Regions from separate parts of the Homo sapiens genome. Here region 2 is linked to region 1. The links are chromatin contacts, found by Hi-C or POLR2A ChIA-PET in ENCODE. All regions are on one chromosome and are shown on one strand. Each heading gives the region's core, a stretch centred on a gene start or an enhancer-like site at or near the end of the contact. The rest is flanking DNA. Distances are from core to core; before and after follow the strand shown.

What was found. A loop is a pair of places that touch in the nucleus more often than their neighbours do. ChIA-PET counts read pairs that join two places held with the same protein, here RNA polymerase II (POLR2A). Pooled maps may share reads with other maps.
Region 2: a loop to region 1 is called in a map with no recorded cell type, with 10 times the contacts of the local background. The contact joins two enhancer-like sites. A Hi-C loop is called at or near these places in 1 of 37 single-sample maps with no recorded cell type and 3 of 50 pooled maps. POLR2A ChIA-PET finds 5 or more read pairs at or near these places in 1 of 52 experiments (activated T-cell).

What each region holds. Positions count from the first base shown.
Region 1 is chr12:45,667,194-45,671,719 of GRCh38, forward strand. No RefSeq gene overlaps it. Among named protein-coding and RNA genes, the nearest start is that of LINC00938, 58 kb to the right of the region's middle. Within about 2 kb of position 1,983, at least 4 of the 41 ENCODE cell types and tissues checked have a DNase peak (open chromatin) inside an H3K27ac peak, as active enhancers do.
Region 2 is chr12:46,106,288-46,110,813 of GRCh38, forward strand. No RefSeq gene overlaps it. Among named protein-coding and RNA genes, the nearest start is that of SCAF11, 120 kb to the left of the region's middle. Within about 2 kb of position 2,569, at least 2 of the 41 ENCODE cell types and tissues checked have a DNase peak (open chromatin) inside an H3K27ac peak, as active enhancers do.

The DNA of each region.
Region 1 (4,526 bases), core at 733-3,232:
ACAGATTTTTTTCTCTTAGAAAAATATCAAGACAGTTATTTTTTAAAATGACTTTGACTCCCAGACACATTCCCCAGTCACTTCAAGTGTGTTTTGTCTCTGCTGTTTGCATACATGTTTCCCTACTTCTCTCACCACATCCCAGCATCCAGAAGCTCCCCAGTCCCAACACTCATTCTCATTGTTCAGGGCCAACCTGAATGTCTCACCTCCGTGCAGCCATCCCTTATCCCCTGTCCCAATCCCCTCACCCCAAATCAATCAATTAATCTATATGAAGTGCTCTGAACATTGTCTGGAATATAAAATATATTATATGAGTATTGGCTGCCATTAACATCATTGTGTGTGTTTCTAAAGTACTTTCCACAAACCTTTGCTGTGCATGACTTTCATCTTGTCACTTAGCTTCTTTCCTCACTTATTTACTCAAAATTCACCTTAGTGAGGTCTTCCCGACCAAAATTTCAAAACCCTCCTTTAAATCTCCTTTTCTGATTTTTAAAATCTTTAGCATTTCTCACTATGCACATTTTTCTGCATTATCTTGTTTATTGAATGTCTCTGTCATCAGAATGAAAGCTCCATGGGGGCAGTAAATAGTTATGCAATGAATGAATGAATGTGCTTGCATATATTTTTACCTACTAAGACTCTATATCGTCAGAGAACCTAATATACCATATGGCACTCAGTAGACCAGCTGAGTAAGAGGAAGATCTAGAATCCTAAGGCCATTCCAAAGAATGGCACATTTGAAAGGGTGCCTCAGCGTGAAACACTCAACTGGCTACATAATGAAGGCATTGAGTGTTAGAAGGAGAGGAAAAAATCCCTAACATGGACATAATAACTTATGTCCTTTTCTAGACTACAGTGCCTAAGGACATCTCTGGGTCCTAGGCACATTGTTTATATTTAGTAAAAATTTATAAAGATTACTGATACATAGTATTTGGCAAAGAAAGATAAAAACTGACATATAAACTATTTGCTTATGAAGGATAAATTTAAGGTTAGATAAAAAAAAAAAACCTCATGTTGCTATATTGTATGACGGGTATGGTTTGCAAAAAGCATAATCCAGGGCCATTTTCCGCATTATATTAAATGGTGTTTCTATACTGAAATCAACTCCAAACTTATACCATAAAATATTGTGAAAATGTCATAGGTAGTTAGTGCAAGGTAGTTTTTAAATAGGGAGTCATTACTTTCGAATATCCATGGAACTTAACATTTTCTTACTTAATTTTTATCAAAAGATTTCAGGGAGTTTGGAACGTCTCACAAAATAGCTACTGAACAGGAATATGGAGAGAAGCAAAGTTTGTTAACTGGAATAAAATAAACCTACTTGGAACTTGGAACTCAAAATTCAAGCTCACTTACAAGGTGTCTGCCATGCCCTGCTCACAGAGTATACATTCCTGGTCAAGAATGTTAAGTCCTAAATAATCCTATCTTGGATGACACAGGAACTGATGAAAAAAGATAACCCAATGGCTTTATCACACCAAATATTCTATCACACAGATCAGAAAGAAGTTTTGACTCTAATCCCACTTAGTGGCTGTGTGAACTCAAGTAAGTAACTTAACCCCACTGATCTTCCATTGCCTTGTTTCAAAATGAGAATAGCATATTAGCACTGCCTTACCCAGTTGTTGTGAGGAGCTAATAAAATACTGTGTGTTAAAACGTGTGGTAAACCCTGAAGTGCTATACAAATGTGATGTATTATTTTTGTTCTTTAAAGGTCTTTTGACACCTAATCTTTGCCTCCATAAATGACCTCTTTGTTTTCAAGCTTGCTTTTGTCTGATCTTACACTGGCTCAAATTTTAATCTCTTACCTAGTGAAGTTATTTCTTTAGACCTTGCCTCTGCCCAGCTCTTTCTTGGACTACTAGAACCTAATTACTTCTGTGGCTTCTGTTTGACTCAGCATTCAATAGTATGGTTACTCTGAGCCTGCCATGTAAGAACTGTGAATGTAAACTAAGGGCTTATCCCCCTGTCTACTGTAATCCATCTAAGTAATATGCAATATTTGAGTGTAGATGACAAGATGGCATGAAATTTCACTTCTCTTTCAGAGAACGAAACCAATTCCTTATCTTTAAGAAGGTTTACTTGAAAGGACTTTCAGTTTCTCTTCATAAAATAATGTAGAAACCATTATTCTTTCTGTTTGCCTCTCACCTCAGCACTGGGCTGAATGTATTTATAAACTAAAACTAGAAAGAATTCTTGGTTTGCAAAAGATTTTAACAGAAAACCAGAGCTGATGGCTAATACTAGCAGGAGCAGGGTCTGTGTACTGGTTTCCACTTCATTAAATAATAGCAGCATCCAGCAGATACAGCACCTACTAAGTGCCTGAGTTTTTACATGTATTAATTCATTTACTCTTCACAACTATTATTAGCTCCATCTTGCTGTTGAGGAAAATAATTGACATAAGGTCAAACAGCTAGTAAGTGGAAGAGCTGGGATTCAAACTCAGGCCATTTGATTCTAGAATAAGGTCATATTCTTAACTCTATGTTATATTGCTAATAATAATGATTATTATGATACTGATAACAAAAAAAATGTATTATTTCTTGTTGCATAACAAATTGCCCCGAAATTTAGTGGCTTAAAAGAACAAAATCACAGTTTCTGTGAGTCAGGAATTTGGACACAATTTAGCTAGGTACTCTGCTTCAGAGTCTTTCACAAGCTGCAATCAATGTGTCCTGTGGGGCTGTAGTCATTCCAAGGCTCGACTGGGAAAGGATCCACTTCCATGCTCACTCACATGGTTATTGTTAGAATTCAGTTCCTTGCAGCCTGTTGGACAGAAACCATCCCTAATTCTGTGCCAGGTGGGCCTCTCAAACATGGTAGTTTGCAAAGTGTGAAAGCTGGGAAAGATATAGAGTCCAGCAAAATACAAGCCACTGTCTACTGTTAATAGACATTAGTATTTCCACCACTTTTGTCATACTCTTTTTATTAAGAGCAAGTAACTAAGCCCACACTCAACTGGAGGGGATTACACAAGGATATGAATACCAGGAAGTTGGGATCATTGGCAGTCACATCAGAAGCTGCCCACCTTCATAATAATTAACATTCTATAAATATAATAAGAAAATAACATTTATTGAGAGCTTACTATGTGCCTGGCAATAGTCCAAGCATTTCACGTATATTAATTCACATAATCCTCACAACAAACCTGATACATGAATTAGTAAGGGGAAGTGCCATGATTACACTTAGAGGTGGAGAAATTAATACCACTTTTCTGTATTCCAACAGATAAAGCCTTTCTTAGAATGCTTCAAAATGATTGCCACAAACTGAATCTACCCCAACCACATCCTCTTTCATAACCACTTGTCTTATTCACAGAACAGGCTTTTTCTAGCTGGTGGCAAATAGTAATTTCCCAAAGTAACCCCCTTCTGGCTCTACTAGTCCTGGGGGTAGGGAAGAAGAAGTAGTCTTTAAAAAAAAAAAATCACTATTTTTCATAAATTTTTTTTTTTTTTTTTTTTGGTCACCGAGGCTGGAGTGCAGTAGTGCAATTGCAGCTCACTGCAGCCACGACCTCCCAGGCTCAAGCAATCCTCCCAGCTCAACTTCCCAAGTAGCTGGGACCACAGGCATGTGCCACCATGCCCAGATGATTTTTTATTTTTTTGTAGAGACAGGGTGTCACTATGTTACCCAGGCTGGTCACAAACACCTGGGCTCAAGCAATCAATCCTCCTGCCTCAGCCTCCCAAAGTGACGTGAGTACAGGTGTGAGCCACTGCACTCGGCCAAACATTATACTTTTTATAAATGAATATATCATTACTGTAATTCCAATTTTAAATAGAAACTGCTAATAAGAATCATCTTTTCTGTTTGAAAGGCTACCAAGGATACAAAATATCCAAATCAATTCCAGTTTTGATTTAATTCTAGTTTTTTTACATCGTGCTTCTCTTCAAAAAGTTGTTGAGATGGCTGGCTCCCAGTTGGTCAACTATAAAGAAGGATAAGAGAGAATAAGCACATCCCCCTGAAAGATTCTAGGCTCTATGGAATTGGATGGAGGTGGGTACTGGCGCATTGATCAGACTGTCTCTCCAGTCTTACCCTCCAAATTAGAGGCCCAGAGAAAACATGGAATCACTTAGCACAGGAGAGGCTGGAAGTCCTCTTCCCTATTTTTAATAGGGACTAAAGGAGTTGCTTATTATGAGAGCTGTGTGGAAGACATCCCAGATTCCTAGGCTGCTGGGTGTGTGTCTATTTTCAACCCTCTTACATTTGCAATGACACATCCTTTAAATATCTAGAAGCCAGTTCCTGGTCAAGTTAAAAATATAAACAAATGAATATCGATTCAAAGTTCTAAATAAAATACGAACAAATGAAATTCAATAATTTATTATTAAAAGAATAATTTACCAAAAGGGTTAATTCAATCATACAGAAAGGATTATTTAATAACACATTAATAAGATTCATCACACTAAGAG
Region 2 (4,526 bases), core at 1,319-3,818, 440 kb after region 1:
TAATTGTTTTGTAAAGATGGGTCTGACTATGTTGTCCAGGCTGGTCTGAAACTCCTGGCCTCAAGTGATCCTTCCACCAGGGTCTCCCAAAGTGTTGGGATTACAGATGTGAGCCACCACACCTGACCCCTACTAACTTTAACTTTAAATTATTTATTTAAGAATGTTGAATATTGGCCCCCAATATCCTCTGGCTTGTAGAGTTTCTGCTGAGAGTTCTGCTGTTAGTCTCACGGGCTTCCCTTGAGATAAAAGCTGGAGAAAGAGAGAAGCCAGTAGTGTGGCTCAGTCCAAGTCTGAAAGCCTCAAAACCAGGGGAGCCAACAGTGTAGCCTTCTCTCTGAGGCTAAAGGCCCGAGAACCAGGGGGAGGGGCTTCTGATGGGTGTCTCAGAGTCCAAAGGCCAAACAACTTGGAGGCTGATGTCCAAGGGCAGGAGAGGAAGCCAAGTGTCCAGCATGGCATGGGAAGAGAGAGAGTGGGAAGGTTCTCTCTCTTTCTTCCAGCTGAGCTGGCAGCCAATTGGATGGTGCCCACCCACGTTGAGGGTGGGTTTTCCTCTCCCAGTCCACTGACTCAAATGTCATTCTCCATTGGTAACACCCTCTCAGACACACCAGGAACAATGCTTCTTCAGCCATCTAGGCATCTCTCAATCCAGTAGAGTAGACACCTAATATTAACCATCACAGTTGACTTAATTTCTAATGTTATCATAATCACTACTCAACCCCTAGAAAAATATAAGAACTCCCTTTAGTCCACTGTGATTTTTATTTATTTTCATTCTATTTCCATATGCCCTAAGTTAGTCATCATTATTAATACTATTTTATATAGTCTATCATTATTTTGATTTGTTAGATGTTTAACAATTTATTTGTTCATAATTGCTTCTTGCCTTCCACTCCATCCTTTTGGATTCAACTTTCCACTTTCTAAAATATATCATTTAGTAATTGTTTTGCAAGGGTCTACAAACAGTAAACTCTTTAGTCATAGTTGTCTGAAAATTTCTTAATTTCTCAGTCAATTGTGGGTACTTTAGATATATAGAGAATTCAAGGTATACAGATTTTTTTTTCCTTTTTTCCTTTGGCACTTTTAAGATACTTTTTTGTTGTCTTCTTGCATTGCATTAGGGTGACCAACTTGTCTCAGTTTATGAAGACTTTCCTGATTTCAGCACTAAAAAGTCCGGAGACCTTGAAATCTTCTCAGTCTCAGGAAAACTAGAATTGTTGACCATCCCACCTTAAATGTTGCTGTTGATAAATCTGATAATTGTCTAATTTTTGTTTCTTGTAAATAATATGTATTTCTTTGTTGTTTTTACTTTTAATATTTTCTCTTTCATTTTAGCATTGCATTAAGTTGGTTGCCAGCATGCCGGGAACTGGGCAGAGGGAGGGGGCTAAAAGTGAGGGCATCTCCCTTTGCAGTATGTAAACTTTCTTTTAATTCTTCTGTTTTCAGCATGTGTCCTCAGTAGCGCCTGGCATCCACAAGTCCAGACTTGTCTGGTTTAACTTGCACTCTTCTGCCTGGTGAATTAGAAGTAGCCACTTGGCTACTTGGGTGTTAGAAGAGTATTTGGGGGATTTAATCTTACTTTTTAAAGATTTCCAACCAATTCTTCTTTGGTCTGCTGCTCTCCCTGTCTTTAGAGGTCCTGGTGCTCTTAATTACTTGACTTCCTGGGGTTCAGTAACTTGAATTACCTTGATTATTTTTCATTTCCTTTATTTTCCACCACTCTCTCTCTCACATCAACACCATAGGTTTGGATTTCTACTTTCTCCAGCTCAATAAATCAACTATCATTTATTGATCCTAGTTCTAGCTTCCAAAATTTTGTTGGCATTTATTGTCTTCTCTTCCATTGTCATGACCTTACATATTTAAGCCTTTAAAAAATTTTTCTTTACTTTCATTTTGGTCGGGTTTCAGAAGTAGAATAAGCGCTTGTGTTAAATCTGTCATGTTTTACCAAAATCTCAAGGACTATATATTTTTTTCTTTCTATAAGTTCCATTTAGATTTTGTAAAATCTCCACTTTTTTCTCTTAGGGTCTTATTTTCTTGGTATTTTCATAGGATATGTTTTGAATACTTTTAAATGTACTGATTTTATCATCTTTTTCTGGTTGCTCTTTCATCTCAAGTCATTGGGGGTGTAGCTGACCTTCTTTTTGTCTGTCTTTTGACATTCACTAATGATGGGTTGTGTGGGGCTTGGCTGCTTTTTGGTAATCCCATGTTATATATGTTATAGGAGTGTCCTTCGATAGTAGCTTTGTGTCCTGCACACATGGGAAGGACCTGCATGGACTAATTTCTAATGTTAATTTTTTGGCATGGGAATTCCTAGACTACGAGGGTTATATGATTCCAGTCCTTAGCTTGTGCGAGGTATAGAACCAGGGTTTTGATTTCTTAGTGACATATATGTTTTTTCACTGAGCGAAAGTCTTTCTGGCCTTCTCCCTGCTTCACTGAGGGGTGTCCCTTTGAGATTCTTGGTTTTACAGAGAGATTTTCAGTTTCAACTTTACCTCACATAGGCCTGAAGGAATTACCATCTACCTCTCCTTAGGAAGTGAAACTCAAGAGGATTATGGAGACTAATAAACATGCCTTGGACTATCACAGCATCTGCTCACATAATTACCACCCTAGTTTTCAGTTCCTGCTTTATTTCTGCACCTGGAGTTTACCCCCTTACTCCCACCAAGCTCAGACACACACTTTCATGGTTTTGCATTTTAAATGTCTGTGGAAGGAGGTCTCTATGTTTTCATGGCCTACTATCTTTCCACAATCCTGTTTCTTTGTTTTCTTCCAAAATACTGGTAGGTGGATGTAAAAAAATGCAAAGGCAGACAAAGAGCATGAGCAGCCACTCTAAATTGTCATAACTGAAACAAAAGAAGATGCCAGTTAGGTCCAAGATGGCAGCTTGGAAACATTGTTAGCATGCCTCTCTCACTTGGAAAGACAAAATAGTATGTAGACATTCATGCTGTGAACTTTTTTCCAGGAAGCAACACAGAAACTTAACAGGAAAACTGAAAGAAACCCCAGAACCTTTGAAAGAAGTGATGGGCTGCAACCTGCACTGTGAACCAGGCAGAAAATTGTTTAAGTCCCTAGAGTGGGAGAAGGGGATAAACTGCCTCTGGGATATATACTCCCACAGGGGAGCCAGGCAATCCAGGCCATGGGGGAAAGGCCTTAACCCTACTCAATGCTGCAGCTGACTTAGTGAGTGGTAGGGAGAAGATGAGGAGCGGCATCAGGACATGCTTTGCGTGCACTCTTAGACTCCAGTAGGGATGGAGGGAAGCCATTCCTGATCCTACTTCTCAGGGGACCTTGTGGAAGTCCGCCAGCTAACTCAGGCAGTGGTTATAGGTTGAGAGAAGCTCCCAACTGAGATTTGTAATATAATCTCAAGCAGGGATAAACTACCGTGGCCAGAACTGAGGGGTGAATGGGAAGTGGGCTGTAGCCAGGGGCACAGGAGGTGGGTGCTCCTGTTTCACGAGCAGACTGGGAACTGCATGGCTTGAAAGCCACGGTTTCTGTCTCCATGGGGAAGGCTTATGGCCTGGGGCAGATTTGAGTTCTGAGCACAGACTGCCCGGAACCTAGCTAGCTGCTGCTAGTGGAACACTGTGGTGTGAGACTTGCCTTGCCAAGTGCATGCCTGTTACTCCCCACTCCCTGGGTGGACATTTCTGTGCAGCAGAGGCAGCTGTGCTCCTCCCTGGAACATTACTCCAGTGGCTAGGGAACTGCCCTCCTATCCCCACTGGGACTGCTGCTTGCCCCACATGACTGGAGCCAGTGTGGACTTGCCTGACCTAGCTCCTATCTGACTTTGCCCCTCCACCGCTCCTGGTAGCATAACACAAGCGACAGAAGTTTTGGGAGCTTTATGCCCTGCCCATTGCCTGAGACACCAGAATGCTTCCCCTGGGTGATATAAGGCAAGCACATATTCCACTCCTGCCACCAGAGCTGGTGCTCTTTGGCAAGTGCCACCTCTTGGCTGGAGGCCAACTGACACAGTCCATTACAGCATCTGCAGGCACAACAACATTGCACCTAAGAAGGAGGAAACTTGTGTACGATCATAGCTTATCACTATTGCCTGCATGAACCTTGCTAGCCAGGAGGTCCTGAGTCTGTCCATGTGACCAATTCATTACTACTACAACCATTATTTGAGGAAGCCAATGAACTAAGGCTATTTATAACCAAAGAATTTCAGAGTCTGCATCACTCCCCTGCCACCCCCATCAGAGCTGGTGCTAGTACCTGCTTCTGGGAGACTAGAGGACAGGTCACATCTCTGGATCCCTTGCAGAAATTCCCCAGTACCAGCCTGGAGTGTGGCAGTACCATTGGGTGGCTAGACCCAGAGGAACAGCAGGATTCACAGTAGTCTGGTCCTCAAGGACTCCTACTTCTAGGGGAAGGGGGAATGTAGTACATCAAGGGAGCACCCTGTGGGACATTAT